Linked DNA regions of Homo sapiens: region 2 is linked to region 1. A link is an interaction called in ENCODE POLR2A ChIA-PET data of the cell type or tissue named here. Cell type or tissue: Panc1. All regions are shown on one strand. Each heading gives the region's core, and the rest is flanking DNA. Links, peaks and the distances in the headings are about the cores only.

Region 1 (6,034 bases), core at 750-5,749:
GGTGCTCAGGGCTTATGTGTGGAGGTGAGCACCCTGGGCTGTGGGCACTTCCTGGAGGGACTCCTGGGTTGGGCCAAGGTGGGGCAGAAGAGAGGTAGGGGACCAATGCTTCCCATGTGCCTGAGACTGAGGGGCTCTTGGAAGCAGACATTCGGCCACTGTAGACTGCAGAAGTAAGATACTACAGTGGGATGATGTCCTGAACCCTATCCCAGCAGCCACCTCCTTTCACTTCCTTGGACTCCACCTTCCCCTCTCTCCTGCGTTCCAAGCTCAGGGTCACCATCTTCGAAGCTCTCCCTGACTCCAAAAGAGTTCTGAATTCTTTGCCTACTTCCAGTCTGCTCCTGCCTCTTTCGCAAGAACTCTCCTGCTCACCTGCCTCAACAGTCCTCAGTTCACAATTTCCACAAACCGCCACGGTGAAGACCGATAAATAGGACGCCATTCGTCCTCGCTCCTTAAAACGTCTAAGACCAGCACCGTCCAATAGGCGGATGCCAGACACAGATTTTTTTTTATAACACGTTCTAGTAGCCAAATCTTACGTAAAAATGACCAAACCCGATCAAGCAGAAAACAAAAACAAAAACCACCAATAGGTGTTTTACTTTAAGAATATATTTATTTAACCAAATATATCCAGAATGTTATTTCAATATATAATCAATATAGAAGTTACGGATATTTTACATTCTTTCTTTTGGACTAAAGCTTCAAAATCAAGTGTGCCTTCCATGCCTACAGCACAGCTCAGTTTGGATTGGCTCCATCTCAAGTGACCGAAGATACACATGCGTGGCTGCCATGTGGGACAGCGAGCTCCAGGCCACCCTGGCCTTCATCTTTCACCCGGGGCTCCTGACTTCTAACTTCAGGCTTGCTGCCCTCTCCTCCCACTGTGGCCCCATTCCTGTCTCCTGGGGTCCTGTTGGTTTCTGAGAGCCCTCCAGGCTCAACCTAAAGGCAGACTCTCCAGGCCGCCAGTGAAATGGTGAGTGAAATTGTAAGCATGAATGTATGCACGTTTTCCTGGAAAAGGGTGTCCTTGACCTTTATAAGGCTAACAGCCTGGAACTAGAGCTGCAGTGGGCAGCAGGGGCACGGCACCCCGTGACTCTTGCCTGCTGGAGACTTTTAGAGGGCGAGGCACTCCTGCAGTGGAGGGATTTGGGGAGTTCTGAGGTGTGGAAGGCTGAGTGTGGATGGGGAGATGGGTGTCAGCCCTGACAGCCCCCCCACCACAGTCTGACTCACAAATGACGTCCAGGAAGGCCCCGTCACTGCTCAGCCTGTTCACGGAGTTGCTGGCGCTGCACATGTACCACCCTAGGTGTGTCCGGTTGACAGGGTCCAGCTGGAATAGTGGCTCAGTGACCCCCACCAGGGCCTCTCCAAGGCCTCGGGGTGCCCGATGCTGCCAGGCAAAGGTCACGGGCTCTGTGCCCTCCCGCACTGCACACGTGGCCACCACGGAGGCTCCCTCCACAGGGGACGGGTTACTCAGTCGCACTTGAGGCTTGGACACCGGCACTGGCCAGAGGAGGGAGAGGCCCGCTGTGTTATTACAGACCCAGGACACGCCCAGCTGTGTCCAGCGCCCCCACCCCTGCTGGCTGGGGACTCACCAGCCCACCCACCCTGACCATCCCTTCCTCATCACCCCAGCTTTCCAAAGTCCCTGGAGTGGGGCGCCCTTTAGAACCTGGGTCCCGCACACACACAAAGGGAATGGGCAGCACACTTCCAGAGAAATCCAAAGCAGCCCGCGGACCAGCTGCAGCTGGGGCCAGGCCCTCACCCAGCACAGCCAGCGTGAGGTGGGAGTAGGCAGCGTGGAGCTGGCCGCCAGCCACGTGCAGAACCTGGCATAGGAAGTGGCCACGGGCACCCTCGTGAAGCTCCCCCAGCACCAGGCTGCTGTTCCTCAGACTCACGACTCCCAGAGCCGAGGCGATGGCCTCCACCTTGGACATGGCTCCATCGGTGACGGCCACAGGCCGGGGAACCAGGGAGCCCAGGGGGGTGAAGCTCCAGAGGACCAGCAGCGGGGCAGGCCCTGAGCCACAGGCCAGCTCCACGGAGCCACCTCGCACTCCCTGGACAGACACCACCTCCTCTACAGGGGCCTCGGGGGTCGGGTGGGGCTGGCCTGGGGAGAGAAGGGGCATAGCAGGACTTCTGGGCTGCTCTGGGCTCTCCTGCACTCCCTGCCTTGCCTGGAGCCTCTCTTTTTGGTTCTGCAGTCCCAAGCGGCCCAGGCAGGGTTCAGGAAGACCACATAAAAGCACTTCTGGAGTTGGTGGGCAAGAGACAGTTTGTGTGGGAGCCTCTGGGTTTCCTGTTTGGATGCACTGAAGGAGGGGTTGACTGAAGTCAGAGAATGGACTGGAGCAGACATCCCCACTCCTCATGGGTCACTAGACCATCCAAAAGGCAGATTCGTGGACGTCACCCCAGACTATCAAGTCAGACACTCCCAGTGGTGGTGAGGGGGTCAGGGCCCAGGAATCCATATTTGTAACAAGCGCCCCAAGATCAGTCTGATGATCAGTCCCGTGACGATGGTGACCCTGGAGATAAGGAGATCTGCTTGGCCACTGGTGGCTCGGGGTCTGGAGTTCCTGTGTAAGGATTCCAGGAGGATCCCAGGGCTCCCTCCCACCCTGTTCCAGTTGATTGCAGCAAGGGAAAGAGGACACCGCCCGCATCAGCCCATCCAGCATTCGTTCAACTAAGCATAGAGTGCCGGGGTCACAAGGACAAATGAGCCCCCCACCCCTGCTCTCATGGAGTTCCCAGTCTATCAGGGACCAGCCATTAAGTAGTTCCTGTGGAGTAAGTCACTTAACAGGTGTTCTCGGCTCAGGGCCCAGCCCTCAACCCCAGCCTAAGCCCAAGTACCATGTTCCCCGCTGTCCCCTCACATGTGGCCAGGGTGGGCCTCATGCCATGAAGTGCTGAGGACCTCAGCAAATTTGCATGAAAGTAAGTCTCTGGGGCCGGGCTCAGTGGCTCAGGCCTGTAATCCCAGCACTCTGGGAGGCTGAGGCGGGCAGATCACCTGAGGTCAGGAGTTTGAGACCAGCCTGGCCAACATGGCAAAACCCTGGCTCTACTAAAAATACAAAAATTAGCTGGGCATGGTGGCACACACCTGTAATCCCAGCTACTTGGTAGGCTGAGGCTGGAGAATCACTTGAACCCAGGAGGCAGAGGTTGCAGTGAGCCGAGATCACACCACTGCACTCCAGCCTGGGTGACAGCAAGACTCCATCTCAAAAAAAAAAAAAGAATAAAAATATGTAACCCAGAAACCAATTTCTTCCAACCCCATGGACATTGCTTTGGCCCAAGATGCCAGCATCTCTCACCTGGATTATGGCAATGATCTCCTGATTGCCCTAATCCCCCTCAAAACCAGGGAGCTTTCTGAAACCTGGATCTGACCATACCACTCCTAGGCTTACCACCTCACAGTGGCTCTCAGGATGACTCCAGCTTCTCAAGGTTAAGCAGAGTGCTCTCACCTACGTGGCACATAGTAGTCGCTCAGTGAACGCTAGTTAAATGTCTAGCCGATGAATGACTGAACGGACTTCATGGAATGGAGTGCAAAAGGAGGATCCCCCAGGAAGTGGCAGGAATAATGGGATGGGAGTGGGAAATGAACCCCCTGGGGGGTCTGAGTATCACTCACCTGAGGCCCTCAGGTGCAGAAGGCAGAGGTGTATCAGCAGCAGGAGGCTGACTGGGCTGTGCTGGGCCCTCTGACCCACCATGGCCCCATCTCCCTGATGGCCACCCACCTGAGGCTCCTGCCTGACCTGTGGGCCCCTTCTACCCAGAGCAGAGCCCAGCCCTGGGAGGATGGTGGTCTGGCTCAGGTTGCCAACTTTAGCCCTGCCCATGCCTCCACCCCTGCTCTCCTGTTACCCTCAGTGCCTCGATGACTCGTTAATTATTTACCAGATGATTCACCCCATCCATAATGCAGAATTGGGGAGGGTAGGACGTGGCTGGGGCAGACCCAGGGGAGAGGACCACGAGCTCCCTGCATTTTCGCTCAAAGGATATTGTAAAATTAGAATCACTGGACAGAGTTGAGAAAGGCCCCCAAACTCTTCTGGTCCAATTACCTGCCCAACACAGGACTCCCGACCACAGGGACCTTGAGGTTCAAACAACCTTTAGGTGGAGTGGCGGGAGGAGCTGTGGAGTCAGACAGCTGGGGTTGGTGATAATCTGAAAAGCGAGGACGTTTCCGAGCCTCCCTGGGCCCTAGCTTCCTCACAGATAAGTGGGATAATAACACCTTCTTTGTTGTAAAGAGTATATTGTGAATATCAAATGACAAGACTTAAATTAGCACACGGGGGTGCTTTTTGGGTGCTGAAATGTGCTGTTCCTTGAGTCGAGTGAGGGTTACAGTTCCTCAAGCTGTACGTTTATTTTTTATGTACTTTACAAATCTTTGATATAATTCATGCACACATATGTGTTTGATATCATTCATTCATTCATTCATGCCTGTCCACACATGCGCTCATGCACACACACGGATGAACAGTGCCCAGCATGCAGTAGGTGCACCATTCATGCTCCTAGCTAGATTTGAACTATCAAGTCTGGATCCCGGAGCTGGGCTGGAGCCCAGCATTCCTGCTGTCCAGGGCTCTCTGAATTCTCTGTCTCTCTAGCTCTTGGAGCATATCCTGTTGTCTAGCTGTCTCTGAATGACAGCCCGAGAGGGGGTCAGATTTTTCCATCCTCTGGTGGCAGGGTTAGACGGAGGATGAGATTCCTGAACCCCAGTGAGAAGGGGGATCTGATGTCCGGTTTCAGGTTCTCCAAGGCTCAGCCAAGACAGGAGCTGTCAGAGTTGAATTCCAGGTGGCTCCTCCAGGGCCCAAGATGTCACTGTGGCACTCTGGCTTCTCACTTGCCTGGGACAGTGGCTGCATGAAGAGGCTGTATGGACAGACCCCTATCCCACCCTCACTCGATCCACGGCCAAGCCCTTCCATGCCTTCCTCAGGGTCTCGAGTTCCCTTTCCCTCCTAACTCAGCTATGGAGCAGAATGGCAGGTGGTCCCTGAGAGTCAGGTTTGACTGCCCCTGGTGACCAGTGCATACGGGCCACTCATTTGATTCCCCCACTCCCCAGACTGGGAATCTCCTCCGATCTCCCTTAGAGGTTCCTATGGAAATAAAGTGTGGGGATCCGGCAGCACTCTCCACCTCAGGGTGGCCGGCCCCTGTCTCTGGAGAGAACGGGAGAATTCTAGCCATGTGAATCAGGGGAGCTTTAAAGGATCCTCTGGCAGTGGCAAGAGCTTGTGCTGATGCAGAGTTAGTCTACGCTGCTTGCGTTATCAGCCCCCCAGCCTTTTCTCAGCTGGGGCATCAGGAACACGGAAGTCAGGTGGGGCTCCTCAACCTGCTCTTTCCCCTTAGGAAGGGGACCCTCGAAGGGAGAGTCAGGGAGAGAGGGTATATTAGTCAGGGGTCTCCAGAGAAAGAGAACGAAGAGGTTGTATGTATATACAGAAAGGGATTTATCATAAGGAATCGGGTCATGTGATTATGGAGGCTGACAAATCTCAAGATCTGCTGTCCACAGGCTTGAGATCCAGGGAGAGCTGAGGTTTCAGTTTGAGTCTGAAGGCAGGAAAAGACCGCAGTTCCAGTTCAGGCAGTCAGGCAGGCGGAGTTCCATCTTACTCAGCCTTTTTGTTCTGTTCGGGCCGTCACCTGATTGGATGAGGCCCACCCATGTTGGGGAGGGCAATGTTCTTTACTGATTCTATCAATTCAAATGTTCATCTCACCCCAGAACACCCTCCCGAAACACCCAGAGTGATGTTTGAAATATCTGGGTACCCCATGACCTAGCCAAGTTGACACATAAAACAGACCATCACAGAGGTGAAGCCTACCCCCATCCTGTGTCCTGGCTCTGCCAGAACAGGAACCCCATGGCAGAGCCACAGCCCCTGTCTGGAAGAGAAGAGATGTGTCTGGAATGGGAGAA
Region 2 (6,034 bases), core at 375-5,374, 130 kb before region 1:
CAGTTAGAAGAGAAAACTGCACTCCAAAACTGGGAGTGAAGAGTCTGAGGGGCACTGAGACTGAGCCAGGTGCGCATGGGTGTAGCGGGGACTGATGGAGAAAGGCTCCAAACATTCTTACGGGAGGAGGAGGATGGTGTAATACAGCTAAATGCCAATGGCAAAAGAGCTGAAAGGGGGGTGTAGCTCAAGCGGACAGAGGCAAAGAGAGAGCCCTTGGCCGGCGCCTGCAAACACCACCCTCCAGGGCCTGGCCCTCCCCTGTGTGCCCTGTTGTGGGCCTCAAAGGGTGCTGGCCCAGGCCCTGTCTGCCATTCCCTTCACAAAGCCGGGGTTGTGTTCTTGGCAGGGCTGGGCCTCCCCGCCATTGAGGTCCCGGCTGGGGCTGCCTGCCCTGGGAGCCTCCCTTCCCAGCCAGAGGCCCTCGATTTGTCCAAGTGCCAATACCTAATGAGGAGCTCATTTGAATCCATGCAAAGTACCAGGGAGCAAGGAGGCATGCTAATTAAAGTGATTGCTGTTCTTTAATTAAGCAATAATTCCCCCAAGGAGGGCATTATCATGCAAATAGAGCCCTCTTGGGTGAGGTAAGGGCTTTGGGCAACAGCTGAGGTCTGTTAATAAGGCCCCTGGGCATCGGAGGGCAGGCATCCAGAATGCCCCATTGAGCTGGGTGATAGAGCAAGGGAAATAATCACCCCTGCGCCGCACTGCCTTTTGTCTCTCCAGGCTTTGGCTGCGGAGCTGTGGGAGGCGGGGACCCTGCACCCCCTGCTGTTCCTTTCCCTTCCTCTCCCTTTGCCTCCTCTCCAAGAAACGTTTTCAGAGCTGTGTGAGGTGGAGAGGTTTGTAGGACAATGTCTAGTTTGGCCCTTCACACAATCGATGTCCCAATCATCAGAGCATCAGCCCAGAAGAGTTGGAATGGAGCCTCCTGAATGTTCATAAACAAGGAAGATATTGCAAGAGGCTGAGCTCTGTTGGGCCACTGTAATAAAATGGAAAGAGCACTGAAATGAGCCATCGACCTGGGTGACTGTGGGCAAGCCACTTTCCTTCTTCAAGACTCAGTTTCCTCATCTTTAGAATGGGTTGCTAGTAACTACCTGACGCAGTTATCATGTGAGTAAATGAATGTGAACGTGTAGGGTATTTAAACCCGTGGTTCCCAACCTGGAGTGATTTTTGCCCACAGAGGAAGGCTGCCAGATAAAATATATTTTGATATCAAATATATTTGCTAATTTTGATATCAAATTTATTTGCTAAATCTGACAACCTTATCCCAGAGGACACTGGCAATGTCTAGAGATATTTTGCCACAACCAGAGGAGTGGGTGCTACTGGCATCTAGTGGGGGGAGGGCCAGGGTTGCCGTTAAACATTCTCAACTGCTCAAGAGAGTCCCCACCACATGGAATTATCTGGCCCAAAATATCAATAGTGCTGAGCTTAAACAACTCTGACCTAAACAATGCACAACAAAACTGAGTTAGATGAAAAAATACATAAAGAGATAGTAGATTTTCTGAAGCAGGACCATAGTAGTATGGTTCTAAATCCCCTAAGATACTTCTGTTTTCTTGAAAGAAAAGGTTTTAAATAGGCCAGGCACGCTGTGGCTCAAGCCTGTTATCCCAGTGCCTTGGGATGCTGAGGCAGGAGTATTACTTGAGGCCAGGAATTTGAGACCAGCCTGGGCAACACAGACTCCCATTTCTACAAAAATAAAAAAGAGAGAGAAAATTAGCCAGCCATGGTGGTGAGTGCCCGTGGTCCTAGCTCCTCGCGAGGCTGTGGCAGACAGATCACTTGAGATCAGGAGTTTGAGGCTGCAGTGAGCCATGATCATGCCACTGCACTCCAGCCTGGGCCACAGAGTGAGACCCAGTCTCTAAAAATAAAATAAAATAAAATTTAAAAATAAACAAATCATGGAACAGACTGAGGCTCAGTGGCACACTGATACTGGCAGTTCCACGTAAGAAGAGGACCAAAGAACACGCTGGCAAGGTCCAAGAAGTTTCAGAGACAACACAAAGCCAGCCCTGATGTAAGGGGAAGGCGACTCTTCATGCAGAGAGCCCTGGCAGAGGCACCAGGGCTGAGCGTTGAGGGCACAGCGAGGCAGTTGAGAGCAGGTGTCAATGACTCTGGCACTGTGAAGCTGAGAGTATAAGAGGAAACTATACTCCTACCTTACCTTTGACAGTAATAGTACTCACATAACTAATACCTATGGTGAGCGTGCTGGTCTAATTCTCACAACAGCCTAGGAGAAAGGTGCTATTATTATCCCTATTTTGAAGATAAGGACATTGAAACATGGGAAAGATAAATAACCTGCCCATGGCCACATACCTAGTAAGAGCCAGGATTTCAACCAAGGCAGCATCTGAAGGCAGCACAGCTGCGGAACCAAGTCTGGGAAAATGAGACTTCCGCAGTGATCACAGATCTTGATATACAGTCATCCTGCAGCATGGGAGTTAGGCCCTCAGCAAAGTGCCTGCTATGTCTGCCTAGCTGCCGGGTGGGTCTCCGAGTGGTGTCTGCATTTGGGACATCCATCACTCGGCTTTTGGGTCCCTGGACAGACAGCTAGAGGGCAAGGCAACAAGTGGGGAAGGGAGTCACCAAGCCTGGCTTTGTCACTCACGGCTGACTCATTTGCTGAATAATGGCTGGTCCTCTCCCCTGGAGCTGGGGTGGGGGTAGTCTGGTGCTTCTAGAGCTGCCTTTGTAATGGTCTATGTCTTAGGTAAGGCTGGTGTGTGGCTCAGGGGGTGGCAAAGGCAGAAAGTCAACAAACCAGGCAGTCCAGCCAGGGGGAAAACCAAACCTCCTGCTCCCAGAAATCTTGGCCCCTTTTCAATTTTGTGTTCACTCCCAGCAAAATAAATGTTTTGTGTTACAAGGAGACGGAGATAGTATCTCCTCAGCCCTACTAGTTTAGCACTGCCTCTGCCAACCTCTCACTCTACATTTGGCAGGGGGAAAGAGTGAGGAGAAAAACAGGACCAGGTTCTGTTTGCAAAATATTTTCATCAGTCAAAAAACTGCCGGGGTTGTGAATATTAAATAAACCCTGACTCATGGAGACATATACCTTGCTTTGCTTTGCTGATAGGTGGGGTAACAGACAGCGTTACATTACTTTAGAAGTGACAGCTCTAACATTCTGCAGACTTCTCAAAACTGCTCTGGCTTTTTCTGAACAAAGAACAATCCACAAAAACGCCCATGGTTTGCAATGCATAGGAGTCTGTTTACAGGATCACAGACTCAGGCCCTCTCAAAAGGGACCGGGTGAGATCATCCATTTAATCACCTTCCACCTCCAGGTGGGGCTGGGTGGCCCGAAGGTCTTCCGCCAGAGGGTTTAGTGAGAGCATGGCCCAAGTCTCAGGCCCCTATAGTGAGTTCCCTAAGGGCCAGCTCCATTTTTTCCATTGCAGAATTTATAAGTGGGATTGAAATGAGAGCATAGTGTTGCTTTGCCAGGAACAAAGATTGTCAGTGTGTTTCAGTCACTAACCTAAGACACCATAATATAAGCCAGTCCCCCAACCCCCACCTCTAGCCAGTCCCAAAGTAAAACAGTTCACCTAAGAACGAAAACAGTAGTAGTGTAGTGAACACTGACATTGAGCTTACTACTTGCAAGACACTGTTCTAATCCTCACCACCATGAGGCAGGCAGTAGTGTTACCATCATTTTGCAGAGAGGAATTTGCCTAGTTTCCTTATTCTTAACTCAGGCAAGGTTCCCACCCTACCCCTTAGCTTCCTGTGAGTCTATAGGTTGTCCTTCCCATTCTTCATGAGAACAGTTTCTTCCATTAGTCTTGAAACAGTGGAAACCAACTCTTTCTTTCTTTTTTCTTTTTTTTTAATTTGAGACGGAGTCTCGTTCTGTAGCCCAGGCTGGAGGGCAGTGGCGTGATCTCAGCTCACTGCAACCTCCGCCTCCTGGGTTCCAGTGATTCTCCTTCCTCAGCCTCCTGAGTAGCTGGGATTACAGGTGCCCGCCACCACGCCCGGCTAATTTTTGTATTTTTAGTAGAGACGGGGTTTCACCATGTTGGCCAGGCTGGTCTGGAATTCCTGACCTCAAGTGATCTACCCGCCTCGGCCTCCCACAGTGCTGGGATTACAGGCATGAGCCACCGCACCCGGCCAGGAAACCAACTCTTTCTGTAGTTATTTTCCCAAGAACCATTTCCATCTTGCTCTTTAAAAGCATAACCTCCATACTCAGCTAATTTTTGTATTTTTCGTAGACAGGGTTTCTCTATGTTGGCCAGGCTGGTCTCGAACTCCTGACCTCAGGTGATCCACCCACCTTGGCCTCCCAAAGTGCCGGGATTACAGGCATGATAATCGCGGCTACTTGGGAGGCTGAGGCAGGAGAATCGCATGAACCCAGGAGGCAGAGGCTGCAGCGAGCAGAGATCACACCATTGCACTCCAGCCTGGGTGACAGAGCAAGACTCTGTGTCAAGAAAAAAAAAAAAAGCATAACCTCAGTCTCCATCATAGCCGATAAGTATTTATTTATGTGCTGCTTTGCATGGTTTCTAATTGTTTTGGAGACACATTTGACAGACTGTACAGCATAGTGGTCTCAAGGGCAGATATGCAATTGTATTCTTCCACAGGTGCAAAGCTAGTAACAGATAGAAGAAACTTGGCCGGGCGTGGTGGCTCACGCCTGTAATCCCAGCACTTTGGGAGGCTGAGGCAGGCGGATCACGAGGTCAGGAGATAGAGACCATCCTGGCTAACATGGTGAAACCTCGTCTCTAATAAAAATACAAAAAAAAAGTAGCTGGGCATGGTGGTGGGTGCCTGTAGTCCCAGCTACTTGGGAGGCTGAGGCAGGAGAATAGCTTGAACCTGGGAGGCGGACGTTGCAGTGAGCTGAGATCGCGCCACTGCACTCCATCCTGGGCGACGGAGCGAGACTCTGTTTCAAAAAAAAAGAAATTTGATAAACATTTATTGATTTGCCTGGGTCTCTGGCTGCTCAAAAAACATGGTGTGTGATGGGAGGCAATATATACTGACCATCGCAGGAAAACAGCAAAATATGAGGCAAACAGAAGGAACTGTAAGAACACTACATTTTGCTTGATAATACCTTGCACGTAATAGGTGCTTAATAAGTGTCATTAACTAATTTTCGTATACTTTAAAATTAGTAGTAAGTTGACTAAAATTAAGAACTATGGCAATTTTAGGGCTCTAAAGTCAAAGAGAGATGTAGGGGAATAGAAAGTAGAAAGGAGAAGGTGATCTATTCCCTTGCCTTTGTGCTTTTGGTCATTTTTGCAAGTGCGTGTTCTGTTCAGTACCTTCTGAGCATCTTGTAGGGAAGCCTGAGGGTAGAAGTCTGCACAGATGCAGGCCCTAGAGAAAAGCACAGGCTGAATTTCTAAACTGTGGCTGCTAATGCTGATAGAGAAGACGGGAATGGCTGCCTTCTGTTTGACTTCCTGCTGCAGACAGGTAGTAGGGTTCCAGGACACATCCAGGTGGGTCGAACATCCCAAAGAAGTCCTGAAATGTTTTCTGTGTTAGAGGATGACAAAGCTGGATTCTGTGTCTGGAGGGGGCCCTAAAGGTTCCATACCTTGTGGTCAGGAGCCAAGACACTGACAAGTGAGAGGGAAGAGTTGAATAAGGACCAGTCTTCTCTAAGCCATCCTCATGCATGGAGGCAGGGGATGGGCCTCATGAGCTCTAGAGGGTACACACAGTCCCCAAAGTCATGGAGCCTGACGGTTGGTAAAAAAAAAAAAAAGAAAATTGGCCGAGTGTGGTGGCTCATGCTTGTAATCCCAGCACTTTGGGAGGCTGAGGCGGGTGGATTGCCTGAGCTCAGGAGTTCGAGACCAGCCTGGGCAACATGGTGAAATCCTGTCTCTACTAAAACACAAAAAATTAGCCGGACGTGGCAGCATGCGCCTGTAATCCCAGCTACTCGGGAGGCTGAGGCAGGAGAACGACTTGAACCCGGGAGGCAGAGATT

Evidence for each region. Peaks named below come from ENCODE experiments on the same cell type or tissue, not always from the same donor. Only the 100,000 strongest peaks of a DNase experiment are listed, where the experiment ranks them.
Region 2: POLR2A ChIA-PET joins it to region 1 with 8 read pairs; 6 of 35 experiments call an interaction of 5 or more read pairs at or near these places.

Annotation. Positions count from the first base shown.
Region 1 is chr11:125,943,804-125,949,837 of GRCh38, reverse strand. It overlaps VSIG10L2 (V-set and immunoglobulin domain containing 10 like 2), which reads right to left and starts at 3,794. Exons shown (of 12, transcript NM_001365077.2): 1 at 3,701-3,794; 2 at 1,802-2,152; 3 at 1,258-1,533. The coding sequence starts at 3,782. In Panc1, for the core only: no CTCF peak of the experiment used is centred there; no DNase peak of the experiment used is centred there.
Region 2 is chr11:126,077,143-126,083,176 of GRCh38, reverse strand. No RefSeq gene overlaps it. Among named protein-coding and RNA genes, the nearest start is that of CDON, 17 kb to the right of the region's middle. RefSeq lists an enhancer at 6,032-6,034. In Panc1, for the core only: no CTCF peak of the experiment used is centred there; a DNase peak (open chromatin) is centred at 2,696.